2 separate regions of the Homo sapiens genome follow, and region 2 is linked to region 1. A link is a contact called in ENCODE Hi-C or POLR2A ChIA-PET data. All regions are on one chromosome and are shown on one strand. The core of a region is the stretch at or near the end of the contact, and the rest is flanking DNA. Distances in the headings are between cores, read along the strand shown. Region 1 overlaps PRKG1 (protein kinase cGMP-dependent 1). Region 2 overlaps PRKG1 (protein kinase cGMP-dependent 1).

Region 1 (4,607 bases), core at 1,490-3,989:
ATTACCCACCAGGATATAACTTGGGTGCACATCTCTCACTGTTCTCATTTAGCCCAAAATCCACAGCAGCATGAAAATATGCAAACAGAGAACAGTATGCTGGTGTCATTTAGATGCACAAACTTTGATATCACACATACAGTGACATCTAAGGAATCATCACCGCACTAACATTCAATTTCCTTACCTATAAGATGGAGGTCATAGATAAACACATCTCAGACTTTGGAGCGAGATTGAGAGTATGTATGTATAGCACTTTGTGTAGTAGCTAGCATGCAGTAAGTACAATTACTCTTGGAAATTATTTTTATTTTCTAAAGAAATAGTAGCTATGGCTTCACAAACAAACCATTTAAGGATTCTTTAATAGCCCTATGAGACTAGAGCATGAAGTTTGAAAGGAGTGGCTGTGAAGAAAGAGGCCAGATAAAGATTACACAGCGAAGTTCCATTAATGCCCCCCAAAGGAATTCCAACTTGATACAAATGTAATGAGGAAAGCCCAGCTAACATGACTATGTGCTTTGGAAAGTTAAATCTAGAGACAATAGGAAGAAGATATGGAGCAGGTAACCAATCAGGAGGCCTTTCACTGAGGGAACAGTTTCTGCTATGAAAGCAGTAGGCCGGTTTTATAATTTGTGGGTCATTTTGAATATTGTCACGGTTATTTATTATGTAACTTTAATATGCATTTTAAGAGTTTCTGCAATAATTCACATGATTTTTTATGTTAAAATAATGATAAAAGTTTTTTCAAAAAAAAAAAAAAATGCCAGCATGAAGATGCCATTTTGGAGAGATGTATTATTCTAAATACAAAGTCTATTTTGGGCCAGGCATGGTGGCTCATGCCTGTAATCCCTACACTTTGGGAGGTGGAGGCAGGCAGATCACCTGAGGTCAGGAGTTTGAGACCAGCCTGGCCAATGTGGTGAAACCCCATCTCTACTAAAATACAAAAATTAGCCGGGCATGGTGGTGGGCACCTGTAATCCCAGCTACTTGGGAGGCTGAGGCAGGTGAATTTCTTGAACCTGGAAGGTGGAGGTTGCAGTGAGTCAAGATCAGGCCATTGCACTCCAGCCTGGGCGACAAGAGCAAAACTCCATCTCAAAAAAAAAAAAAAAAAGTATATTTTGAAGCTGACTTGCTATAAGCATTCTATGCTATAAAGCGAGATATACAGGCATTTAGATAGTTAAAGCAACAAGAAAATAAAAGTATTTTCTTTTGTGCATCTCAGGTCAGTGTACTTTTCAATATCACCTCAATATTTTCTCTTTTCCCCATGGGAAGATGTCTGAATACACTTTGGTGGTATTCATACATTCATACATGTTTCAAAGTGAAACAATTTCCTTGTGAAAATTTCAAATCATGAATTTGGATGGATAACTTTAAAATATGAAAGGTGAAAGGAATGAAAATATATTAATATACATTTTTATAATAGTAATGTTAGAAACATAACTTTTGGTTTTGATCTCATTCAGAATATAACTGACAAGAGGTAGATGATAAGGTAGATATTTACTAGTTGTGCTCTAAAAGTGAAAATGTCATATCTAATTGAATATCTTAAGCATAGATTATGTTTCACATGAAGAACAAAACCACAAAGGCCTAACTTGAAGGCAAACATTGTACTTTTGTGCCCTCCAGTGGCCATCTGGAGAATATACTCATCCTCATAGAATTGTTCAAGAAACATAAAGTGGCTAAGGAGACAATGGCAAAGGAAACAAGCAAACTGTACACCCAGAGACCCTGAGGCTATTACTTTCTCATAAATTTACTGAAGTAAGAAGAGAGCTAGCAGACTTGGGAGATTCTTCAGACTGCTTCCAAGAATGCAAAGGAGCTATTGGTTTGGACTACAGATGGTTCTTTTGATCATTCTTGAATATACTCTTCTTAGACACTTCTTAAACAAGGATTGCCAAGCACAGCATGGAAGCTTAAATTTTCATTTCAATCAAAAAAATTATGCATGGAACACAAGTGACACTAAGCTTCTCACTCTGGGAGAGGTATCACTTCAGTCAACAGGCTCCTGGGCTGGGGATCTTTTGGGAAACCAGCAGATAGCTACCGGAATGCCAGGGAAATAATTGCACATGGATTTTGCAAGAGACTCAAAATCAAATCACACTGGCAGAGCAAAGAGTTTTGACAATAAGACTTTAATTGAATAGTCAGAGTTAGATGGAACATCCAAAATAGAAAAATACCTGTTTATTAAAATGGACATTACCTATTTTCTCATCTTTACCTTTTAGTATTAGCTTAGCCCCAGAATTAGATGCAGTTAATACAGCCAGGTCTGCAGAGCATTGTAGATAGATTTTGATTCCTATTTTAAATGTGGCTGGAATTTCTGATGCCATTTCTTGCATGGTCCTAGAGGGAATAGAGCCTTTGGTTTTTATACAGTCATAGGTTTTGGTGCGGTTTTTTAAGATCAGTTTGTTATCTTTTTCTGAGAATTAAATGGATCAAAATGTCTCTAAATTTTAAAAATAAGTTTTGTTTAAACCCAGTGACTGCTTAACTATTTGCATAATACTTCTGAAAACTTTTTAGTTTTTCACAAATGGAAGCTTTCTTTTACTAGGCAGACAATTCTGTTTAATAAGTGAGTTCAGCTCCTGCACCACCGTGAATTTAATAGCCTGGAGATCCTGTTTCACTTTCTGAGAGAACAGATCCTATAAATTGCATTCTATGTGCCATTCCACTTCCTGTCTGATGGTGATGCGGAAAAACAGCTGTTGTGTGGGAACTGTTCAGAGCTGTGTTTCTCAAACCACAGGTCATGGAAGGGTGGTTAAGTAGGCCCTGTTTCCCTTTCTTCCAAAATAGCACCCAAGGCTCTTCTGACCTTGCCTCCTTCCACCTCTTAGTTGTAAGCCTACTAAGGAGTAAGTTTATCCTACTTCCTTTTGTTGTGTTTATTTTTAATTGGGGAGGAATAAGTACATATCCTGGGAGAGGCTAGAGTTATCCTGAGAGATGTGCGGGGTAAATATACATATACACACACACGTACACATTTATATATCTATCTATCTATATATATATATACACATATACACACACACACACTTATATATGTATAAGTAGAGTTCTCTCTTTTTTAGATTAGTGTCAAATGAATCTCATAGTCTAGGAACTAAAGCAAACCACATCACTCTAATTTTAGTACACCCTACCGTCAAACAATATTTTCACCCTGTCTTCAAATGGTACATAGAGAGATTTAGATTTAATTATTCAATATGGAATAATAGAAACTACAAGCAAGCATTAACCCAGGTTTACAGTTACTCAAATAGCAAGGATTAAACAATATACAATGGGTTGACAAATGTGCTGTCTCCTACTGGATAGGAGACAATGGAAACAAGTTTCATTGGTGGCTTGGGCAACTGATGCAAATGTACTAGCTGGGAGATAAATCAGACCTCAGCCCTGTTGGTAGTATAGACATCATCACAAAGGATATTTTAATAATGACACTGTGGCTAGCCTTTCTTTTCCTTCCTCCGTTACTCTCTACTTATAATTTGCATAATAAATGAAACTCCTATTTTATCTCTCATTCCAATGGCTTCTCTTAGGAAATTAATGGTTTAGAAAAATAGCTTACAGCTGGGAGCCGTGGCTCACACCTGTAATCTCAGCACTTTGGGAGGCCGAGGCAGGTGGTTCACAAGGTCAGGAGTTCAAGACCAGCCTGACCAACATGGTGAAACCCTGTCTCTACTAAAAATACAAAAATTAGCTGGGCGTGGTGGCACACGTCTGTAATCCCAGCTACTCAGGAGGCTGAGGCAGGAAAATCACCTGAACCTGGGAGGCAGAGGTTACAGTGAGCCTAGATCACCCACTGCACGCTAGCCTGGGTGACAAAGCGAGACTCCATCTCAAAAAAAAAAAAAAAAGAAAAATAGGTTACAGTTTTTTTTTTGGTTTTGGGGGAGTGGGTAAAAACAGAATGAACTAAGGCGTCTTAACAGCTGACATCCATCAAAGGGGCTGCTCTTTTGCCTGGCATTGAGGTAGCAAGCACAAGGCCATATAGAGAGACAGAATCCAAGAAATTCTCATAAAAAGCAATTAGATGACAACAGAAGGGACAAGCAGAAATTATTAAATGTTTTTAGGCTTCTGGTTAAAAAAGATATTTTAAAACCTTATCAAGTATGACCCAATTTCTTTTTGATTCAACATAAACTTACCCAACTGTATGAATAGTCGCAATACAAAATTTTGGTTCACAACAGCCAAGGCAGTATTCTCCAACCTGAATAGAAGTCTTAACTTCTAAACAATTTAGACTTTTAAAAATTATATAAATTCTACACTCATTACTTTAGAAAATTGTGTTGCAAAAATCAGTGTTTATTCTGGATTCTTAAATTAAAAATTTATAGGGATTAGGATACTTTTTCAAGGTAAATTTCCCTTTTGATACCTTCAAAGTGTTTGATGAGCAAAAGAGCCATTAATGTTTTCAGGGCCTCCCATGAAATGAAATTAGTGTTTATGAGTCTTATCTTCATTAATTAATATTTTAAACTAAACTGTTTAACCATAAT
Region 2 (4,784 bases), core at 1,316-3,815, 40 kb after region 1:
ACAGACTTTTTAGCATTTCTTAATTTTTATCATTCATGTCAATTTAGATAAATGTAGATGCAGAAGTATTTTTCTACAGGAGAATTTATAAATAGTTTATTATCAATTTTTGGACGTGAGTACATAATTTTGCCACATAATAAGAAACTTAAATGTGTTCAGTAAAGAGTCCAGAAGCTTAAAGTGAAGATCTTTTAGGCATAGGAATTGTAGTCTTAAGCTATTCAGTCTCTTCCTAAATACTCTCAGCATAACTGACATTCACTTGTTTAATATCAGACAGTATCCTGTTCACAACCATTTCCTCTGGGCAGTCATTTGGACTGCTTTCCTTTCTGTTTTCTGGCATGTGCCATATTTTCTGCCTATGTTCTTTATTTTTAAGAATGGTCTTTCTAATGTGTTCAGTTACTGTCTGTTTACAGTATGTCTTCCAGGAGAACACATTCCATTTATAGTATCACTTTCAGCAAAAGAACTCAGCTCTCTTTTTATATATGACTTATTAATTAAAGCTCTAAGCACTGCTGTAAGTCATCTAGGTAATCGTCTTCATTTACAAAGTATAACTGTAAAATAAGGAGGTTGTTTTACAAATTACAAGTGAAAATTAGTCCCATTGCCTTATAGTCATATTCCCAATTTACTCTACTTTTGTCCCTGCGAGAAAGGCACCTGCTTTTCAGAATAGATTTGTATGACTCAAAGACAAACTGATTTTTTAATATGCCAATAATATGTAGTCGGTGCTTTAAATATTAGATATTTAATCTGTTTATTTAGCAATCCACATATCTCCTATACCAGAGCGGCAAACTTGGATAAAGCACAGGAACAAATATAAGATAAACATAACCTCTGTCTTTTTGGATTATATTCTTTCTGCATCAGTTATTATGTATATATGTAGTGAGCTCTATGATTGAAGATAAAAAATTTAATAAATAGAATAGTTCTTAGCTCTAGAGACTCACAGTCTACTGGGAGGGGCAATCATGTAAACTAATAAACTCATAAGCAAAGCATGATCAGCAGGGGTTCAGTGTGTGGAGGAACAAGACGTCTTGCAGGAGATAGCATTTCTGAGGCAGAGGGAGAGTTAAGGCATCAACATAAGTAACCTGATGCATTATGGAACATACTTAGTAAAATGAAACTATTGAAGAAACAAATGTTTATTAATAAATATTATTTCTTTAATAAAATAACCTTTCATTTGAACCCTACTTTATAATCTTCAAATTACTTTCATGTTCATTGTATAATTTTGCCCTTATAGCTACTCTGTGAGGAGAACATGAGACATGATCCACATTTTACAGGAAAGAAGACAAGAATAATGTATTTATGTGGTTTAAGGCCACTTAGTCATTGAAAGAGCTGTTGTTATTGCCCAGAATTACTGATTTTTTAACTAGAAGCTTTTTCTGCCATTCTGGGTTTTAAAAATATTTGGATTCTTACCACCACCATCAACAACCACCCCCAAATCAAACAAGTGTTACTTCATTGTTATATGTACACCTTTGCTTTAAAAAAATTCTTCTGGAATTCAAGAACCTGAATTAGAACTAAATCTAGAATAGATGTAGTAATTGTCTGCTGTGTGCCTCTCTTTTTGTTATATCCTCAGAGGCTCCCCTTTCTCTAAATCCTTTTCTGCTCCTAGTTTAATGGCAAAATACCTGCAGAGAAAAAAAATCCGACAGTGTAACATGGTAGCTAGAAGCTAGAGCTCTAGAATTAGGCTTTCTGGATTCAGATATTACCCATTGTGTATGCTTAGTCATTTACTTAAAACTTTCTGAGCCTTGCTTTTCTTGTCTCTGAAATGATGATAATAATAGGATATGTACCTCACAAGGTTGTGAAGATTAAACGAGTTAAAGCCCTCAAAATAGTGTCTCACACATCATAGGTCAGTAAATGGTGTTAATGTTGTTATTGTTGCTATTATTATTAAAGCATGCTAATGATAGTTCTTTTTATTTATCACTTCCAGCTATAAGCATAGAAAAGGAAGGGAATGAAAGTATTTTACTCTTTTCTTTTCCATTGCTAGGCCAAGGCCTGAGAGTGCAACCATTATTCCAATATAAGTAAGAGCCAGAGGTCTTCAAATGACCTTCAGTGATAACCTCTATTAAATTTCTCCAGACCACTAAGCTCTTAACTTTCTGATCTGTCATGAGAGGAGATGGGAAACAATTTTCAATATCCCTTATGCTGAACCTGTGTGCCCCTGAAGTAGCCTGCTTTTATTCATCCATTTCACTTCTAAATTGTGAAGCCCCACCTCTTAACCTCTCAATGGGAAATCATTTTCAGTGCAAACTGCTGAATCATACCTAGTTCCTCTCCAGCCTTCTTAACCCATGGCACCTCAGTTGGGCATAATAAAGACCTGGCTCTTGGCAAGTTGAATACAAAAGTTACCTCTCATTCCTTCTCTGCTGCAGTTCAGTTTCTAAACCACATAACTGGATTGCCCAGGAAAAGAAAATGTGGTAGTCGCGAGAACCAATTTATGCTAAGACAAGGAGGTGTATTTCACAGGGTGTGTCTGTTCATGACATCCATACCACTCTCACAGCATTTTTGCCAGCTGCCTTGGCACTATAAAAACAAGCAAGCAGGCTTGGAGTGCTATGTAAACCAATTGAAAAAAAAATAGAAACTAAGAGGTGATTAAGCAAGAAGTTAGGTGATAAACCCATTGCTCAGTCAGCAGGGTCTTATTGCGAAAGGTGAGCAACTTAACTCCAAAGGGAAACCCCATGTAAGATGAAAACATTTCAAGAGCTTCCTACTGCCAAGCCGCACAGCAATGAAACAGAATAGCTATGGAGATCTTTGGGCAGTATTGCCATGTGTACCCACGGTGATTTATGCTACATCGGACACCTGGGGAAACCCTGCTGCCCTAAGGCCTTGCATCCTCTGTGACTAAAGTGAGTAAGGACTCAATACTGGTTGAAACTGAAAGTTTGCTTCATTTTAACACAGCCTCTTCTTTAGTAGTACTCTGTGGTTTATTATTAAATATGTAATTCTCATGTTATGTTTATTCTTCAAAAGAATAAAAACGGACAAAAATTATTAACTCTAATAAATAGCACTCATTTCTCAGAAAATAAGTTCTTCAGAGAACTAATGAAAATCCCATCTAATAAACACTAATTGAGCATCAGTAGGTGTAGTAACAATATACTGCAACTGCTAAAATAACCACATGACAGTTTCAATGCAGAAATTACAAGTAGTAAAGCTTATCTCTACTTTGGTATATGCAAATAAAGTAAGATAAGCATTACTTCATCTCATTATTGTAGAATAAATTTCTTTTGTACATTGATAATTATAATAAAATTTAGATTACATGAATGAAAACAAATATGTTACTTTCTAACCCATCTTGTGAAATTACAGAAATTTTATATATTAGCAATCAATTGAAATGCCTATTTTTTCTTACAAGTAGTTGAAGTTAGTATCCTACCACAAGATAAAATGTTAATAGTTTCTCCTCTAAACCTGCATATGATTTTAGAATAATCACTATAAATCTAGAATGCACTGGGCATGTCTTTCCAAAGCTTAAAATAATTGGTGATAAAACAGCTCTTACAAAAGTTGACATTTAGGTCATACTTGCCTTTTTTGTTTTCTATGACATAAATATTATTTCTTTAATCCAAGAAATATTATTTCTTTAATAAAATAACCTTTCATTTGAACCCTACTTTATAATCTTCAAATTACTTTCATGTTCATTGTATAATTTTGCCCTTATAGCTACTCTGTGAGGAGAACATGAGACATGATCCACATTTTACAGGAAAGAAGACAAGAATAATGTATATATGTGGTTTAAGGCCACTTAGTCATTGAAAGAGCTGTTGTTATTGCCCAGAATTACTGATTTTTTAACTAGAAGCTTAATAATGGGTACATCATATTAGGCAAAAATCATCTGTTTTAAAACATCCAAAATATTTGTGGGATATAAAAATATCTGACATGATTCCTGCCCTCAAGGAATTTCTGCCCCCTCCTAAGAAAGAAGATAAGATTAACATATTGGAAAAGTAGCAAACAAAATATTATGCTATTGTGTTAAATTAAAAATTATGCAGAAATGTTCTTAGTATTTCATCAGGAGAGAGGTCATTTGAAATTGATGGAATAGAAGAAGGCCTGGGAAGATATACAGAACTGAAGCCAGGCAGTGGAGAATAGGTTGGGATTTAAATGAACAGATGGGGAAAGGCCATTCTGAGAAAAGGCCATTCCAGGCAAGGGTTACAACATAAAAGGCCACATGTTGTCACAGGACACCAAAGCAAGTGACCAGACTAGAGTGAATTACTGTGGGAGGAGCAGAGAGAAATATTAGATAGCTGATCAGTAGAGTATGATTGTTTATATTCTTTAAAAAGATTAGACTTGCCAAAAAAAAAAAAAGAGTTGTTTGGACATTAAGTAATGAAAGCACATAAACACAGACTCTGCTCTGAACTTCTATCTATGACATGAAAGAATGCACTATAAGGTGACTAGACAAGCTATTTTTAGGTGGCGCTGCTCCCAGAAATAGACATCATAATTTCTCTTCTGACAAAAGTAGGTTATTTTGTACCACAGTGCAGTCTGCATTCCTGAAAATTTCATGTAAACACTTTCAAAGAGGGATTCCTTCCATGAGAGGGAAAAATAGTCCCTTTGTATGTCTTAATTATGTAGAAAATAGTCATGTCTTTTTAAATAAAATGAAATAATTTATC

What was found. A loop is a pair of places that touch in the nucleus more often than their neighbours do. ChIA-PET counts read pairs that join two places held with the same protein, here RNA polymerase II (POLR2A). Pooled maps may share reads with other maps.
Region 2: a map with no recorded cell type shows a loop between it and region 1 (8-fold over the local background). The contact joins two enhancer-like sites. A Hi-C loop is called at or near these places in 17 of 37 single-sample maps with no recorded cell type and 5 of 50 pooled maps. POLR2A ChIA-PET finds 5 or more read pairs at or near these places in 1 of 52 experiments (MCF 10A).

What each region holds. Positions count from the first base shown.
Region 1 is chr10:52,214,277-52,218,883 of GRCh38, forward strand. The region is part of intron 9 of PRKG1 (protein kinase cGMP-dependent 1); the gene reads left to right. The region is part of intron 1 of LOC124902425 (a long non-coding RNA gene); the gene reads right to left. Among named protein-coding and RNA genes, the nearest start is that of PRKG1-AS1, 98 kb to the right of the region's middle. Within about 2 kb of position 2,740, at least 6 of the 41 ENCODE cell types and tissues checked have a DNase peak (open chromatin) inside an H3K27ac peak, as active enhancers do.
Region 2 is chr10:52,254,671-52,259,454 of GRCh38, forward strand. All of the region lies in intron 10 of PRKG1 (protein kinase cGMP-dependent 1), which reads left to right. Among named protein-coding and RNA genes, the nearest start is that of PRKG1-AS1, 57 kb to the right of the region's middle. Within about 2 kb of position 2,566, at least 4 of the 41 ENCODE cell types and tissues checked have a DNase peak (open chromatin) inside an H3K27ac peak, as active enhancers do.